Linked DNA regions of Homo sapiens: region 2 is linked to region 1. Evidence: chromatin loops called from intact Hi-C (ENCODE). Cell type or tissue: testis. All regions are shown on one strand. Links, peaks and the distances in the headings refer to the core of each region. The heading gives the core; the rest is flanking DNA.

Evidence for each region. A loop is a pair of places that touch in the nucleus more often than their neighbours do. Peaks named below come from ENCODE experiments on the same cell type or tissue, not always from the same donor. Only the 100,000 strongest peaks of a DNase experiment are listed, where the experiment ranks them.
Region 2: a loop joins it to region 1, with 2.1 times the contacts of the local background. A loop is called at or near these places in 78 of 110 quality-filtered maps.

Annotation. Positions count from the first base shown.
Region 1 is chr16:81,606,056-81,615,400 of GRCh38, forward strand. CMIP (c-Maf inducing protein) reads left to right here. Exons shown (of 21, transcript NM_198390.3): 2 at 1,512-1,637. MIR6504 (microRNA 6504) reads left to right here and starts at 5,293; the gene lies at 5,293-5,353. RefSeq lists an enhancer at 2,507-2,736. In testis, for the core only: no CTCF peak of the experiment used is centred there; a DNase peak (open chromatin) is centred at 4,226.
Region 2 is chr16:81,715,693-81,725,037 of GRCh38, forward strand. No RefSeq gene overlaps it. Among named protein-coding and RNA genes, the nearest start is that of PLCG2, 59 kb to the right of the region's middle. RefSeq lists silencers at 1,448-1,671, 8,906-9,154 and enhancers at 1,996-2,075, 2,096-2,295, 3,163-3,212, 3,292-3,586. In testis, for the core only: a CTCF peak has its summit at 7,598 (motif pointing left); DNase peaks (open chromatin) are centred at 3,439 and 7,579; H3K27ac peaks cover 642 bases.

The DNA of each region.
Region 1 (9,345 bases), core at 809-8,808:
AACAAACCTAACAGAAGTCCTCCATCTTTATGGTAGAATTAACCTGTTGGGCCTTAGACTTTGAATTGCCTTTGCCTCTTTCTTGGAACACAGGATAGAGGTCAGGCTTCTGATTCCGGAGTCAGATGGCCGAGTTCAGTCTTGGCCATGCCACTCCTAGCTAGATGACCTTGGGCAAATCACGTGACCTCCTGAGCCTCAGCTTCCTTGTCTATATGATGGGATGACCTTGATACCTGTTCCACAAGACCTGTGTGAGGATTAAATGATTGCCATGTGCCCAGGGTGCATGGGAGAGCCAGGGAGGTGTTCGCTGTTATTCTTCTCAGCTGTGCTGCACTCACCTGATTCTCCTGAAGTCTGGCTTCCTGGAGCCAAAGTGACAAGGACACCCGCTTTGGCTCCTGGTGGCCATTGTATCCCTCGGTCACCTGGTGCCTTCTCGGGACAGCAAGACTCACTCAGAGAGTGGTGGGTGGCTGTGGATTTATCTTGCCCCGCCCCTACTCCCAACAATGACCAATACTAATAGCGTTTCTCATTCTTTTCAACACATGCTATTGAGCACTTGCCATGAGCCAGGCACTGGGGAAAGAGTGGGAACCAAGACAGACCTAGGCCCTGACTTCATGGAGCTAGCAGCCTGGCCAGGAGGCAGACATCCAACAGATAATGACACAGAATAAAGCCACAAATAAATAGGGTGTGGTGAGCACCGGAAAAGGAGGGCACAGGGAAGGGTGCAAGCAGGTTGGGTCATGAGTCTAGAGGGTGGGAGTTCCCCGAAAAGTGCAGTTGAGATGAGACCTGGAGAGTAGAAGCGCAGATGCCAGGGGTGGGGCTGTGCTCTTTCTGGGACAAGGAGCCGGCTGAGTTTGAGGCACTGTTATCAGGGCAGTGTGAGGAGTGTGGAAAGGGAGAGATGCCGCCGAGAGGCGGGACTGGGCGCATAGGGAGAGCAGACCCCGCTGGGTCTGTCGATTGTGGATGGGAGTGTGGATTTTGTGGCCGGGCCATTGGGAGCCATTGAAGAATGTTGAGGAGGAGGGTGGGGCTATGGAGTTTTCCATCTTGGAACGTGGCTCTGGAGGCCGAGTGGAGGATGCATATCCGTGGGGAGAGGGAGAAGAGAAATCGGTGCTTTCTGGGCAGGAGAAGGTGGTGGCTTATTGCTGGTGAGGGATGGCGGGCTTCCAGCCACTCCCTGCGCTGGCCCCGCGGATACCAAGAGCAGCAGTCCCTCAGTTCTTGCCCTCCAGCTGCTCCCACTCTGTTCCTAACTCTGCACCTCCAAACGTGTGGGTGGAGTTTTACAGTGAACCCCCTTGCAGCTGGATATGGCCAGCCAGAAACAGGGAGGCTTGCTTTGGTCACCAGAGGTGCTGAGCTCCTGCACCAGCTCCATTTGCCTGTCGCCAGAGGGGCGATGTTTCCAAAACCGTCTGAGATGCGGACGTCATGCCTGCTACTGTAACCAATGCATATCTCTTCTTTTTCTTTTTTTGCTGCAGCCAACTGGGTACATGGAAAACTCAGTCTCCTACAGCGCAATTGAAGACGTTCAGCTGCTGTCCTGGGAGAATGCCCCGAAGTACTGTTTACAGCTCACGATTCCTGGGGGAACTGTCTTACTGCAGGTAGGAGAAATAAACATGAACAAGCAGTTTCTTCTCCCTCATCTTCATGCACTTGTGCCCCTCGTTTCCCTTGGAGGGAGCCAGCAGCTATCAAGAGGAAAGGTTGTTTAACTTTGGGTGATTTTATTCCCCAAGTATAAGAAAGCTGTAAACCAGGTCTGACTGGAGAAAACGAAAAGGACTGTGCATGGCCTGAGCGTCTCCTGCACACCTGCTGCAGTCTAGGAACTTTTCAGGTTGCTCATTTAGTTTCCCTTAATAAACCTGATAAATAAGTTTTATGATCCCCATTTTACAGATGAGGAAACTGAGGCACACAGGTGAGTTGTTAGGCCCAAGAAGGCCGTGAAAAGCAGATGAGCAATAGATACTGACTTTTTGCATTACTTTGAGTGAGGGAGTTTCTGATATCTTGTTGATCTAAGTCTTTTGAGGCTGATAGAAGTATAAGCTATCTTTTTGGGAAAAAAAGTGCATTCTGTATGTACTGGTCAGGACGTTTGGTTGGAAATGGCACAAACATTATTCCAACTAGTGAGACAAAAAGAGAGTTTAATGCTGTTAACTATTAAATTAACTATTAAAGTAACTGGGAAGCCTTAGAGGGGACTTCAGGCATTGCTGGATCCGGGGGTCAGATGACATCATTAATATTGGGCATCTCTCTCTCCATCTCCTGGCTGTGCTTCTGTGTGCTGGCTTCATTGGCAGAATCTCACCATGTGGTAGGAAAGATGACCCACCTGCAGCCCAAAGCCACATCCTTAGAGGCTGTAATCCTTAAGAGTGAGCGCCCTTTTTCTTTCCAGTACCTTTTACAAAATCTCATGGAAGATCCTGATTGGCTCTGCCGTGTTCCCATTCAGCCCCCAGGAATTCACTCCCCCGGATTACCCGCCCACCCTTGACCTCAGGCAAGGCCCAGGTCTCGGATTGGTAGCCCCACCAGGACCACACAGAGGCGGTGAGGTGCGTCCACCAAGAATGGAGAAGTGACTGACAAAAACCACGACCACGGTCACACATACATAAGACATGTTACATCATGTCAGGGGAGCCAGCCAATTTTCAGAAGGAACCCCGAGTCTGAAACCCCTCATCTAGAGAAAATTTACTCTCTTATCAGTGGGAAGAAGACCTGCCTTGCTTTTTCTTTTGGGATCATTTTATTCCTAACTTGTTTTTCCAGGGAAACCTTCTCTTAGCCCAAAGAGATGCTTTCTAAAAACCTATTTTAGATCTAGCAGCCACTGGATTGTGTAACAGCATTGGGCTGAGAGTCACCCAGTCTGGGCTCCAAGGAATGCTGAGCTCAGTAGCGGAGCGTAACAACTTAGCATTGTTAGAAATGTCCTGTTTCTTACTGTCATCTCTCAGAGGACTCTGGAAACCACGCCTGCCCCAGTCTGCTTTCTTCTTAGTGAATCTCTCACACTCTGCCCTCTACGCTTTTCTTTTAACCCTGTCCCCACACCCCCACACTGTCCCTCCCCCCCTCCCCACCACAGCCAGCAAAGCCTTCCTCTTCTTTCTTTCTCTCCTCTCATCTTTATGATAGAGGTCAGTGTCACCCTCCTGCCAGACACTTCTGCCAGCTCCTCTGCCTCTTCACTCGCTCCTTCTTGCCCATCCGATGGCTGCAGCACAGAGTCCATGAAGGGGGTGGTCAGTGCCAGCCCCCCTCGGCGGGGGAGATGGGGCGGGCAATCACAGGGTTCAGTGGCCAACGGAGAGGTAGGGTAGCCAGAGATTGTCCTACCCCAATGACTTTGCTGTAGTCACAGAGCTTTGAGGCAGCCTCTCCCCTGTGCTCGGGGAGGCCCCATGCGTGAAGAGCCCCTCAGCCCCTGGGGAGACAGAGCCATAAACAAATGATTACGGAAATAATGGCTAAATTAGAGGCAACCGTGGAGGACTGGGAGCCCAGAGAAGGAGGAACTTATTTGGCCTGGGGGGCCAAAGCAGGCTCCCCAGACAGGGGGCATTTGAACTGGGTGTAGAGGGATGAGTAGAAGTGTGCCAGAATGGTGGGGTGGGGGCACACTCCCCGGGCAGAGGGGATGTGTGTGCAAAGCCTGAATATGGGGGACCTGGGTACTTGCTGCAGCTGGAGGAGATGGAGAGATGGAGTTTGGGGCTGTGGATATGTCTAGATCTGTTGGGCGATGGCCAGATCACCCAGGCCTTGCCAGCCAAGTGAAGAAGCCTCAGACCCTCTTCCAAAGGCAATAGGCAGCCACTGAAAGCTCTGAAGGGGTAGAGGGACACTAGAGGAATCAGTGTGGTGGCAGGGCAGAGGGGCCTAGATCTGTGCATGACAGAGAGGCAGGAGGGAGCCCCTTGAAACATTCCAGTTGGAGGAGAGGAGGCCCTGAGCCTCCACTTTCCTGCTCCACCAGCAAAGGGGCCTCATTCCTTCTGGGGCTGGAGGGGCAGCCCTGGCCTCCAAAGGAGGCCAGAGCATCACTCGCCACAGGGATGGAGGGGCAGTGAGGCTGAAAAGCAGAGAAGCAGTGCCTGGAATGTCCCTTTAACCCGGCTGTGGCCGCGGGCCCAGCTGTGATGACTCGCCTGGCCGCCGTGTCTGGCAGGGCTTCAGGACAGAGCTGCCGCCGTGGTGCTGAGGAGCCGAGCGGGCGGGGAGCCTCTAGCTGCTCCAGCATCCCACTTGCTCACTGCCCCCTGATCCCGTGGACAGCGCAGTCAGAGGCAGGAGCAGGAGAGGAGGAAGCAGAGGAAAAGGAGGAGGAGGAGGCGGCTTGCAACTCCTCAGATCCAGAGCCGGACTCCGAGCTAATGAGGGAGCAGCAGACACGGCCTCCCAACCCTTCCCCCAAGGGGAACCCAGGTGGGTGCAGCCCCTGCCCCTGGCGGCTGTGGTTCTCTCCCTGGCTGCCATTTCCGTCAGGGGAGGTAGACCTGGATCGGCTTCTCCCTTGCTTCCCTCTCATCCTCACCCCCACACTCTGCCCACCGTGATGCATGGGTGGTATGTAGCTGGCTCATTCTATAAACAGGGCTAGCGAGTCTGTGTGGTTCTAGGGAGGCTGGGGCGGGGTGCACTTGGCCCCTGGTGTGGTACTCAGGGCTTTCTTCAGTCCTGGTTGTATTCACGTGCCTTTTGTGACGGGTGGCAGGACCCTCTGCTTTGAGAGGCTGTACTTTGTCTTGATTCACATACAACATACTGTATTAGATCCCAGAGCCGTGGTGTCACAGAGAACAACCCCTTTGGCCCTGGGGACAGATCTTCCCTGCTCCAGGGTGGGAGAGGGGACCAAGAAACAGCCAGGTGCCCATCTGAACGGCATTACCTTAGTGCTCCTAGTCAGCAGATGAGTGAAAGTGCCTTAAATGGTGCCGCCCGGCACAGCCACCAGCAGCCACGCATGGCAGCCCACAGATGGATTTAATTTACTCATCAAATTAATAACACAGTTCCTCAGTCCCGTTAGCTACACCTCCAGTGGCCAGGGGCCACACATGGCCAAAGGCTGCTGTGTTGGACAGCGCACATAAAGAACATTTCCATTGACACACGAAGTTCTGTGGAGCAGTGCTGACCTCGAGGCCTTTTCATTTTGACCTCATACTGCAGGCACCTGAGCCCCTCCTGGGGCGAATCACGTCAGATCACAGGGGGCTCTTCGATCTTGCAGTCTGGCTGTGCTGTAATGCAGTCTGCACCCTGCTGCATTACAGCACAGCCATTCTCTCTACAGACAAGGGGAATGGCGGGGCCCAAAGAGGGCTAGTGCCCCTTCCCTACCCCAGCCTGCCTGATCTCTCTCCATCTCTGTCTCTTTCAGGTTCTTTGCATCCATGTGTGTCTGTTTTCCTCTCTCTCATGCCTTTTCTCCATCTCTCTCCCCTCCTTCCCCTTCTGTCCCCTCCTGCCTCTCCTCTTTCTCTCTCTTTAGTCCTTGCTGTGGCTCACTCTGGGCTTCTCTTGCAGGTCCTTCCTCCAGGCCTCTCACCACCTCTGAGCCTGTCCCCCAGTCCTCTCTGTGTGTCTCTCCCCTCTTCTCTTCCTCCTCCTCCGCTCTCTCTGTCTTCTAAGGAGCTCTTTGTAAAACTCTTACTTTGTTAGAATTTGAATCAATGCCTCTTGCAGACCTCGGGGAGCTGACCTGATCCTTCAAGGAAGGCAGAGAGGACATTCAGGCCCATGCCCCTCATCCCCAGCTCAGAGACAGAGCAATCTACCAGCAGGTTGAGTTGGCAGACAGAGGCGCCCAGCCTTCCAGCGTGGGTCCAGTTGGTGTGTTTTGGATGCTTTGTGTTTTCAGCGTGAGCTCCCTCACTGCCATGTTATTAGAATCCCTCGTTGCAGAAAGGGCCTGTTTATCCCATTTCCTCCATTGATGCCCTTTCTGCTAGCATTTCATTGTGGGGAGGCCAAGCATGTAAGTACATAGACAGTGTCATGAAAACGTCCTGAAGGTGCTGTCACTGGCCCCTGGGATGGGGTAGCAGGCATTAAAGAGCAGCGCGGCGCAGATCATCTTCTGGGGGATTCTGCCTAAAAATTGAGTGGCTGCCCATCAGCAAAAATTAGACAGAGCCGCTGCTCCACAAACAAGGCTTCAGGCAAGATAAGAGCAGGGAGACCCTCCTCCCAAGAGTGTCTGCTTCTTTCGGGGATGGGTTCCGGGACTCGGCTCTTCTCACCAATGTTCTGGAAAGTCCTGCAGGAGGCGGGGCAACTGTTTACCCCAAACATTGGCAGCAGGGCAGGGACGGGGTGGGTTCCTTTCTTACTGGAAGGTAGCAAGCAGGACTTTTCCGGTCTGGAAAGCACCAGAAAGGTCTCACTCTCTAGCTTCCAGTAAGAAAGGAAGCTCCTTTTCCCTAAGAAACTGGGCCGGGGAAGGGGAGCTTGGAAAAGGTCGCTCACAGCGCACCCTGGGCTGTTTTTCTCACCTCTCAAGACAATGCAACAATGAGAAAGAACTTGGCAAGTTTGGGAGAGGAAATTGGGCAGCGTTTGCCTGGAACCAGGCCCTTTCAGCATTCCAAAGATTTAACACCAGAAGTCGGAAGCCTGGAACCAGCTGCCCGCAGGCTTCCGGGGGACTTGGGGTCTGGCTGGGGACCTCTCCCATGTCTGAATGGATTCTCCTCTGAGTGACCCTCAGGGTTGGGCTGGGGGACCTTTCCCAGGTCTGAATGGATTCTCCTCAGAGTGACCCTCGGGGTTCCAGCCATGCCTTATGTTCCCACTGGGCTGAGTTCTCTTGGCTCAGCCACCAGCAGGACAGTATGGGGACTCTGCACAGAAGCGTGACCCTTCCCCCAGCTGGAACGCAGCCTGGTCAGCTTTCCCTTTGCTTGGAAGCCCCTTAGAGATGCCTGTGCTGGGACTCAAGACATTGCCTAGCAGCGTATGTCCTCCTTCAAAAGTAGACAAGCCAAAGGAACGAGCAGTTTACAGTCCGGCCTTGTCCCAACCTTTTTGGCTCCATCAGCCTCCACCTGCTCTCCTAGAGGCAAGTTCTGGCGCTTCCCTTAGTTTCAAGGTGAGGTCTCCTGCGTGCCACATCCTTCCTCCTCCTGCTTCATCAGTAGGGCAGCTACCATGGAGAAATAATGCTCACGGATGTCCCAACCCAAGTCCTGGGAATCCAGAGGAGCTCAGATGCATTGCTTCATGTTCCAGGGCTGGATTGCAGGGAGGGAAGACTGTGGGGTCAGACAGACCTGAGTTCCTGCCCAACTTCCCTGGGCACTAGCTCTGGATCCTTAGACTCTAACTAGCCATGGAACCCTAGGTTTTACCACATTCTAGCTGTGGAACCCTAAACAGCAGGAAGAACCTCTCTGGGGCTCATTTAATTTATCTGTGAAACGCACTCTAATACTTGTCTCCTTGCATATTGTGAGGCTCGTAGATATTACATGTAAAATACTTAGCACTGTGCCTGGTACTTAGTAGGTGTTCAAGAAAACACTGCCATGATCATTTTTAGAGTCTTAGTCAAATACAGTTTGGGGAAGAGAGGGAATCAGAGCTGAAGAGTTCTTTTGAAGGTCTGTTGTGTGTGGACTTTCTTCGCTGAGCAGAATGGGTATATGAATGCCCCATTCATCCATCCATCTATCCGCCCACCCATCCATTTATCCATCAGACTGTCCATCTGTCTTATCTGTTTTTCCATCCATCCATGTCTCCATCTATCCAATTCATTCATTCATTCAACACTTCAACCAATCTTTCACTTAACAAACATTTCTCCGGGTTTCATGGACACAGTGGTGCCTAAGTCAGACGTGGTTCCTGACCTCCCAGAGCCCATAGCCTGCAGAAGAAGGACAACTAGACAGGCGATTCCAGGACAGTGTGATGCGTTAGGCGAGGCATTCTGGCCTGGTTTGGTTGGGGATGGGGAGGGGAAGGCACCATCAAGACAGTCATTCTGGAGAAGTGGCATTTCAGGAGGGACCTGAAGTGTAAGTAGGAGTCCAGCGGGCAGCGGAGAGAAGGGGGTGACAGCAGAATGTTCCTGGTGGGGGAGTACACGCTGCATGGAAGCCAGTCTGAGAGCAGGGCAGGCCAGGTGCTGCCACAGTCACCAGCGACCACGCATTCTAGGTGGCTGGAAGCGGCACGGCATTGTTTCTAACTTGTGCTGTGTGTCCACCATGGGCCAGTGGGGGAAGGGAGTGTGCCAAGCGGTGCACGGGTTCTCAGGGGCTCCCACGCGCGGGCCACGGGTCACTTCAGCATGACATCAGCTCGTTGCATTGGCCTGTGTGCTTGCCAGGAGCCCGGAGGGAAGAGACCTGGAAATGACACAAATGATGACCCCAGCAAGTCTGGGTGTGTGTGTGGTATATGCATTGGTTTCCCCAGTGGAAATGTGGCAGTGGAGGAAAGGTTGGGTTAGACCTGGGTCCTTAAGCCGTGGTCCATGGTAGATTCCAAAACTACCTGCACAGTCCTGCGTGTGGGACTGTGGTGTGTGTGTATGTATGTCTGTATGGTTTATGTGTGTGTGTGTGTGTATGGTATGTCTGCATGTGTGTGCGTACACATGTGTGTCTCTGTGAGTGTGTATGTGTCTATGTCTGTGGTGTGTGTGGTATGTGTGCATGTGTGTGCCTGATATGTGTGTTTATATGTGGTATGTATATGTGTATACGGTGTGTATGCACATGTATCTCTGTGTGTGCATGTGTGTGTGGTATGTGCATGTGTGTGTGTCCTGTGTCTATATGTGGTGTGCATAGTGTGTATCTCTGTGTGTGGTGTGTGCATGTGTGTGGTGTGTTGTGTGATATGTGACGTGTGTGTGTGGTGTATGTGTCTATATGTGATGTCTCTGTGTGTATATGGTGTACGTGCATGTGTATCTGTGTGTCTGTGTGAGGTGTGTGTCTGTGTGGTATGTCTTTGTGTGTATGAGGTGTGTATGGTATGTGTCTGTGGTGTGTGTGTATGTATGTCTGTGTGATGTGTGTGCATGTGTGTGTGGTGTATGTGGTACGTGTATGTGTGGTGTGTGTGCATGTGTAACTATGGTGTGTATGTGTGTATGGTGTATGTGTGTCTGTGTGTGTGGTGTATGTGTCTACGTGGTATGTGGCTGTGTGGTGTGTGTGCATGTGTAACTGGTGTGTGTGTATGGTGTGTGTGGTGTATGTGTCTTTGTGTGTGTGGTATGTGTGCATGTGTAACTGTATGGTGTGTGTATGGTGTGTGTGTGGT
Region 2 (9,345 bases), core at 369-8,368, 110 kb after region 1:
GAAATCAGGATCTAGAGAAGAGATCTGCACTGTCATGTTCACTGCAGGACTGTCCACAACTGTCAAGATACAGAATCGGCCCAATTGTCCCTCAGCAGATGAATGGATAAAGAAAATGTGATATATACACACAATGGAACACCATTCCAAAGTGGTGTCCTTTACGCCTTTACAAAGAAGGGAATCCTGCTCTTTGCAGCATCGTGGAGGAACTGGAGGGCATGTGTGCTAAGTGAAATAAACCAGGCACAGGAGGACAGATACTGCATAATACCACTTCTATGAGGAATCTAAAATAATCAAACTCATAGAAACAGAAAGTGGAATGGTGGTTGCCAAGGGCTGAAGGGAGGGGGAAGTGGGGAGGTATTGGTCAAAGGGAACGAAGTTTCAGGTATGCAAGATGGAAAAACCCTTGAGAAGTACCATACGCATAATGACCATAGTTAACAATATTACAGTATATACTTAAGATTTGCTAAGCATGGAGATGTTATTATCACACACAATCGTAATAACAAATAACTGGGGCGGGAGGAAACTTTTGAAGGAGATGGAAAGGTTTATGGCATAGACTATGATGTTATCCCCAGGAGCAATTTGGGGAGGTTCAGACTCTTGGAGCCAGACGCTGCATGACCCCTAAACTGAAATTTCTAATCTTGTAGCTAATTTGTTAGTCCTGCAAAGGCAGTCTGGTCCCCAGGCAAGAAGGAGGTCTTTTCAGGAAAGGGCTGTTACCAATTTTGTTTCAGAGTCAAGCCATGAACTGAATTCCTTCCCAAAGTTAGTTTGACTTACGTTCAGGAATGAACAAGGACAACTTAAAGGTTAGAAGCAAGATAGAGTCGGTTAGGTCTGATTTCTTTCACTGCCATCATTTCTCCTGTTAAAATTTTGCAAAGGCAGTTTCAGTATGGTTTCACGGGTGTATGCTCATCCCCACACTCACCGAGTTGTATGTGTTAAATATGTACGGCTTCTTGTATGTAACCACCCAACAGGTTCACCACGCCCACTGCCTAGACAGGGCCAATTGATCAAGATAGGGCCAATTGATCAAGACAGGGGAAATGCAATGGAGAAAGAGTAATTTACACAGAGCCAGCTGTGCGGGAGCCCAGAGTTTCATTTTTATTCAAATCAGTCTCCCTGAATATTTGGGAATCAGAGTTTTTAAAGATAATTTGGCGAGTGGGGGCTTGGGAAGTGGGGAGGGCTGATTGGTGGGGCTGGAGATGGAATCACAGGGGGTTGAAGTGAGGTTTTCTTGCTGTTTTCTGTCCCTGGGTGGGATGGCAGAACTGGTTGAGCCAGATTACCTGTCTGGGTGGTGTCAGCTGATCCATGAGTGCAGGGTCTGCAACATATCTCAAGCACTGATCTTAGGTTTTACGATAGTGATGTTATGCCCAGGAGCAATCTGGGGAAGGTTCATACTCTTGGAGCCAGAGGCTGCATGATCCCTAAACTGAAATTTTTTTTTTTTTTTTTTTTTTGTGAGACGGAGATTTACTCTTGTTTCCCAGGCTGGAGTGCAATGGCACAATCTCGGCTCACCACATCCTCCACCTCCCAGGTTCAAGCGATTCTCCTGCCTCAGCCTCCCGAGTAGCTGGGATTAAAGGCATGTGCCACCATGCCCGGCTAATTTTGTATTTTTAGTAAAGGCGGGGTTTCACCGTGTTGCCCAGGCTGATCTCGAACTCCTGACCTTCCTGACCTCAGGTGATCCGCCCGCCTCGACCTCCCAAAGTGCTGGGATTACAGGCATGAGCCACTGTGCCTGGCCCTAAACTGTAATTTCTAACCTTGTAGCTAATTTGTTAGTCCTGCAAAGGCAGTCTGGTCCCCAGGCAAGAAGGGGGTCTTTCTGGGAAAGGGCTCTTATCAATTTTGTTTCAGAGTCAAACCATGAACTGAATTCCTTCCTAAAGTTAGTTCGGCCTACACCCAGGAATGAGCAAGGACAGCTTAAAGGTTAGAAGCAAGATTGATTTGGTTAGGTCTGATTTCTTTCACTGCCGTCATTTTTCCTGTTATAATTTTGCAAAGGCTGTTTCAGCATGGTTTCACGGCTGTATACTCATCTCCGTAATCATCAAGTTGTAAGCGTTAAATATGCATGGCTTCCTCTGTGTTAATTAGACCACAATAAAGTGGTTTAGAGAAAGAAGAAACAGCAGCAAGAGACATGGCCCTTGTCCTCCAGGGGCTCAGCACCCAAGCATGCTGGCAAGGAGTCAGTCACATACTGCATGGCAAATGCCATGACAGGACACTAAGGCAGGCACAGATGGTGGGCAGTGAACCCAGGCCTATGGGCATCACGGGAGACTTCCTGGAGGAGGTGGTATTGTTGAGAATGAAGAATGAAAATGTTTGCTGAGTCACCAGAGGGGAAAAGGGAGTGTGCAAAGACTTGGCAACAGACCAGAGCCGGATATAGGCTGGGAACGGCCAGTGGGAAGTGTGATGGGCTTGGGGGTGTACGGTTGTCAGGGTTGAATTGTATCCCCCAGAAAAGAGACATTGAAGTCCTAAACTGCAGTTCCTCAGAATGCGACTTTATTTGGGAATAGGGTTTTTACAGAGGTGATCAAATTAAAGTGAGATCATTAGGGTGAGCACAAGTTTAATATGACTGATACCCATTTGAGAAGGAGAAATTTATTTATTTATTTATTTTTATTTTTATTTTTATTTTTTTGGAGTCTTGCTCTGTCGCCCAGGCTGGAGTGCAGTGGCATGATCTCAGCTCACTGCAACCTCTGCCTCCCAGGTTCAAGTGATTCTCCTGCTTCAGTCTCCCGAGTAGCTGCAATTACATGCGTGTACCATCATGGCGGGCTAATTATTTTTTTGTATTTTTAGTAGAGACGGGGTTTCACCATGTTAGCCAGGCAGTCTCGAACTCCTGGCCTCAGGTGATCCACCTGCCTTGGCCTTCCAAAGTGCTGGGATTACAGGCGTGAGCCATCATGCACAGCTGGAAGGAGAAATTTGGACACAGAGATATGCATAGAGGGAAGTCAGAGTGAAAGGACAGAGACAGGAAGAGGCCACATGAGGATGAAGACAGAGCCTGGAGTGGTACAGCTGCAAGCCAAAGATGGCCAGTGAACACCAGAAGCCAGGAGGGAGGACGTGGCAGCTTCCCCTTCGCAGCCCTCAGAAAGACACCAAGACTGCGATTTCCAGCTGCCAGACTGTGAGAGGATGAAGGTGAATCTCTTATTTTAAGGCATCTTCTTTTGGATACTTTGTTACTAAGTACTTAGTTACAGAATATATCAGTTGTAGCAACTTATCGCAAACTGGGTGGCCTAAAACAATAGAAACTTGTTCTCTAGCAGTTTGGAGAAGCCTAAAATCAAGTTGTAGACAGAGCTGTGCTTCCTCTGAAAGCACGGGGGAGGACACATGCCCTGCCCCTGCAGCTTCCGGTGGCTCTGGGTGCTCCTTAGCTTGTGGCTACAGCGCTAGCCTCCACCTCCATCTTCGCATGGCCTCGTCACCTGTCTGTTCTCTCCCTTCTTATAAGGACACATGCCACTGGACTTAATAGCCAAAAAGTGGAAGCAAACCAGGGCTCACCTGGATGATCCGGGATGACTTTGTCTTGAGATCCTTTATCACAGCTGCAATCTTTGCAGTTCCAGTCTCGTCTCGTCTCGTCTCGTCTCGTCTCGTCCCGTCTCGTCTCGTCTCGTCCCGTCCCGTCCCGTCTCCTCCCCTCTCCTCTCCTCCCCTCCCCTCCCCTCCCCTCCCTTCCCCTCCCTTCCCCTCCCTTCCCCTCCCTTCCCCTCTCTTCCCTTCCCCTCCTCTCTTTCTGGGTCTGGCTCTGCCACCCAGGCTACAGTATAGTGGCACAGTCATGACTCACTGCAGCCTCAATCTCCCATGCTCAAGTAATCTTCCTGCCTCAATCTCACGAGTAGCTGGGACTACAGGCGTGCACTACCATGTCCAGCTAATTTTTAAAAATGTTTTGTAGAGATGGGGTCTCACTGTGTTGCCCAGTCTCATCTTGAACTCCTGGGCTCAAGTGATCCTCCCACCTCAGCCTCCTTAAGTTTTGAGATTACAGGCATGAGCCACCACACCAGGCCCCAAAGACTGTTTTTCCAAATAAGGTCACATTCACGGGTTCCGCGTGGATGTATGTCTGGGGGCCATCATGCAGCACACTGTGAGAGGAAGGTGGAGGTGAGACCAGCCAAAACCTAATGAATCATATTTAGGAGTCTGGGATTTGTCCTGAGAGGTATGTGCAATTGTAAAAAAAAAAAAGGTTGCAATTATTTTACTGATTTTTAAAACAAAACACTTATATAGCACTGTCTGTGCACCAGGCACAGTAGGAAGGGTTTTATAGGACTACACTGATGTACTATTCCTAGCATGCCTACAAGGCAGGCGCTTATATGACCCCTTATTGATGGGGAAGTGGAAGCCAGGAAAGTCTGGATCTCTTGGTCAAGGTCCCACAGTAAGCAGGGCACAGAGCCAAGGTTATAAGCCAGGCACTATAGGAAGATCCCTCCACTGTTGGTAAATGGATGGGTGTGGGTCTGGGACTTGGACCCTGTGGAGAAAATAGACAGATTCAAGGGAAGCTCAGGCTTAAAATAGCAGCACATGGTGGTTGGTACGGAGGGAGGGTGCACATGGAGTCAAGGGTGACTTTCAGTTTCCTTGGCTTATTTCCTAAGACAGGCTGCAAGGGCCTAGAATTAACACCTCTGCCCAGGCAGCAGCCCTCAACCAATGACAGATGGGAGGTGGTGTATCAATACCCCGGCTCCCTCACTCCTCATGGGAAGTGGAGAGTTCTGAGGCCCATGTTCTCCTCTGGCTCCCAGGGTCCCTCCCTGGGATTAATCTCCAGCTGCCCTCAGTGCTCACGGGCTTGTTAGGATTTCCTTCCCTTCTCCACCTCATTTTCCATTGTCCCATTGGTATTTCCTGGGACCAACTCTCAAATGAAAATCTTTATCTCAGTGTCTGCTTCTAGGGAAGTCCAGACTAAGACAGTGACTAACTATGTTAGAAGACAGAGGAATAGGTTGAAGGGGCAGCCCTTCCCAAGGCAGGCCAGGAAGACTCTACCAGGAAAACTGCACAGTCACCAGGTATACCTTCCTGGACCATCAGTGACAGAGGGGCCTCCTGGCCAACCTGGTAGGTGTCTGCCATTGGGAGCCTGAGAACCAGTTTGCATTGTTTTCAGAGATGGGGGTGGTTGCTGAAAGAAACTCTCATGCATCACTAAGGGAGGATAGATGGGTTCAACCACTTTGGAGAGCCAACCTACTAAAGTTAAACATATGCCTACCCTAGGACCCTGCAACTTCACTCCTGGATGTGCAGGAGAAGAGCTCAAGAGCACTGAGCTCATCCATCCACCAGAAGACGCAAATAAGAATGTTTATAGTGGCATTAGTTACAATAGCCAAAAAGTGGAAGCAACCCAAATGTCCACTGACAGGAGAATGAATAAACAAACTGTGGGAGAGCCAAACAGTGGAGCAATACCAATGTCTCCATTAACGGGAGAATGAAAACATAAACGGTGACATATTCATAAGATGGAATTCTACAAAACAGGAGAAAAAGAACCGACGACTGATATGCACAATGACATGAATTAATTGGGTAAGTATTATGTTGTGTGGCAGGAGCCAGAAACAAAGGATTTGCTGTATGATTCAATTTGTAGAAATTCGTGAATAGGCACAAATCACCTATGATGACAGAAGTCACAACACTGGTTATCTCTGTAAGGGGGATTATTATTGACTGGGAAGGGTGATACAATTAGGCTTTGTGTCCCCACCCAAATCGCATCTTGAATTGTAATCCCCAGGTGTTGAGGGAGAAACCTTGTGGAGGCGATTGGATCATGGGAACAGTTTTGCCCATGCTGTTCTTATGATAGTGAGTGAGTTCTCATGAGACTGATGGTTTTGTAACTGTTTGGAAGTTCCTCTTTCATTTATTCTTCTCTCTCCTGCCACCTTGTGAAGAAGGACGTGTTTGCTTCCCCTTCCGCCATGATTGTAAGTTTCCTGAGGCCTCCCCAGCCATGCAGAACTGTGAGTCAATTAAAGTTCCTTTGTTTATAAATTAGCCAATCTTGGCTAGTATCTTTATAGCAGTGTAAAAATGGACAAATACAAAGGGGAGGAGGGAACCTTCTGGGTTCCACATCTTGATCTGTGGCTACACAGACGTTTACACATTCACAAAACTCTACTCTTCAGATTTGTGTAAGTTACCATATATGTTGCACATCAAATCTTAAAAAGTGGCATCAAGTGGAAACACTCAAAATTTTGTCCATTTATGTTGCCTTTAAAAGCATAAGAAAAAATAAATAAAATTATAAAACAGGGGCCAGTCACGGTAGCTAATACCTGTAATCCCAGCACTTTGGGAGGCCGGGGCAGGTGGATCACCTGAGGTCAGGAGTTGGAGACCAGCCTGACCAACACAGAGAAACCTCGTCTCTACTAAAAATACAAAATTAGCCAGGTATGGTGGTGCATGCCTGTAATCCCAGCTACTTGGGAGGCTGAGACAGGACAATTGCTTGAATCCGTGAGGCAAAGGTTGCAGTGAGCCAAGATTGCCCCATTGCACTCCAGCCTGGGCAACAAGAGCAAAACTCTGTGTGAAAAAAAAAAAAAAAAATTAAAAGAGAAATTTTGTCCATCACAAATAAATAAATATATAAATGTGGTACACATAGACAATGGAATACTACTATTTGGTCATAAAAAGGAATGAAATACTGATACATTCTATGATTCAGATGAACTTCAAAAACCTCATGCTAGGTGAAATGAGCCAAACACAAAAGACCACATATTGTAGGATTCTGCATTTGGAATATCCAAAACGGGCAAATGTATAGGGATACAAAGCAGATTGGTGTTTGCCAGGGGTGGGAGGGAAGGAAGAATGGGCAGTGATTGCTTAGTGGTTGTGGGGTTTTCTTTTAGGATGAGGAAGATGTTTTGTAACTAGAGGTGGTGGTTGCACACATTGCGAATATTCTAAACATCACTGAAATAAAAACGTTAAATGGTTTATGTTTCATGTATTTCACCTCAATAAAAAAAGCAACATCAATAAAGATTGTTTGTTTTTGTTTTGAGATAGGGTCTTGCTCTGTTACTCAGGGTGCAGTGCAGTGGTTCGATCGTACCTCTTAGCTCACTGCAGCCTCCAGCTTCTGATCTCAAGAGATACTCCTGCCTCAGCCTCCTGAGCAGGTGGGACTCCAGGTGCACACCCCCATGCCTTGCTAATTTTTTATTTTTTATTTTTAAGAGACAAGAGCCTCACTTCATTGTCCAGGCTGGTCTCAAACTCCTGGCTTCAAGCAATCCTCCTGCCTCAGCCTCCCAAAGTACTGGGATTACAGGCGTGAGCCACTGTGCCAGGCAAGATTTTTCCTTTCAATGAAAAGATGGCTGCTCCTCCCCTCTGTTGTGTCTGGACTCAGGATGGGGAGTGGTGGCACCCTGACTTCTATCAAAGCAACACTCGTCCATCCTAGTGAAGCCTCTGGGTGAACATTGTGTCCCTTTCTTAAAACACTCTACTGCCATCTGCTGGAAAACTGTCACCATAAATATACAAACCTATGGTGTGAACAGACTCCCATAGATGTGGCACACTTGTGCAGTGCACAACCTGCACGTGTATACATGGTAGGATATTTGACTTTATTTTTTCAGTGTACTCTATCCACATGTAGACGAGGCCGTGAAAAATCTAGTGTTGCCTTTCCTTTCTGTCCCCACTCCAATGCTGATACTAACTAGAAATAGAAAATTGACTGAGTCTAGAGCTTTGCTACTCAAAATGTGATCCACGGATGCACAGCCTTCGTATGGTGGGAGAGTCTGCTAGAAATGCAGTCTCAGGATCCACCTGGACATGACGAATCAGAATCTGCATTTTAATTATTTTATTTTTTTTTTAAGATGGAGTCTCATTCTGTCACCCAGGCTGGAGTGTAGTAGTACAATGTTGGCTCACTGCAGCCTCCACCTCCCAGGTTCAAGTGATTCTCCTGCCTCAGCCTCCCAAGTAGCTGGGACTACAGGCACCTACCACCACATTCAGCTATTTTTTGTATTTTTAGTAGAGACAAGGTTTCACCGTTTTGGCCAGGCTGGTCTTGAACTCCTGGTCTCAAGCGATCTGCCTGCCTTGGCTTCCCAAAGTGCTGGGATTACAGGCGTGAGCCACTGTGCCCAGCCGAGTTTATTTTAGAGATACGATCTGACTCTATCATCCAGGCTGGAGTGCAAAGCAGTGATCATACCTCATTGCAGCCTTGAACTCCTGGGCTCATGGGCCCCATCGATCCTCCCACCTCAGACTCCTAAAGTACTGGGGTTACAGGTGTGAGCCACCACACCAGGCCTGAATCTGCATTGGTTTTTTTTGTTTTTTGTTTTTTTCTTTGAGATGGAGTTTCACTCTTGTTGCACAGGCTGGAGTGCAATGGCATGATCTCGGCTCACTGCAGTCTATGCCTCTGCCTCTCGGGTTCAAGCAATGCTCCTGCCTCAGCCTCTTGAGTAGCTGGGATTACAGGTGCCCGCCACCACACCTGGCTAATTTTTTGTATTTTTAGTAGAGACAGGGTTTCGCCATGTTGACCAGGCTGGTCTCGAACTCCTGGCCTCAGGTGATCTGCCCACTTCGGCCTCCCAAAGTGCTTGGAATACAGACATGAGCCACCACACCTTGCCAAATCTGCATTGTTAACAAGGTCTCCTGGTGATTCGCGTGCACACAGAATTTGAGAAGCGCTGCCCTAGAAGCCTTGGCTACACATTGGAATCACCTGAAGAGCTTTAAAACATGCTGACTCTGGGATGGGGCCTGGATGTGTGACTTGGAAAAGCTTCTTAACTGATTCTCATGTGCAGCCAGGGCTGAAACCGCTGGTCTAGAAGCCTTGCTGCTCAATGTGTGGCCTGTGGAGAGCTCATGATAAATGCAGAGCTTCAGGGCTCACCCCAGACCTCCTGAGTCAGAATCTATGTTTCAACAAGATCTTCAGGTGTTTCTTGTGCACTTTCAATTTGGAGCAGCCCTGGGCTCAGAGCTGGCGATGTCGATTGCAGAGCCCAGTGTAAAGTGACAATGCAAGCTCCCTGTTCAAAAAATGATTAAGAATTTTAAGAAAGCATTAGCAGAGCATTAAACCAAGCACAGGACCCTTCGAAGCTCAGTTCTGTGTGACTGCGCAGGTTGCATGTCCAAGAAGCCTGGGCTAGCTTCCCTCTGATTTGTCAGGGAGATGCCTGTCAGCAAACA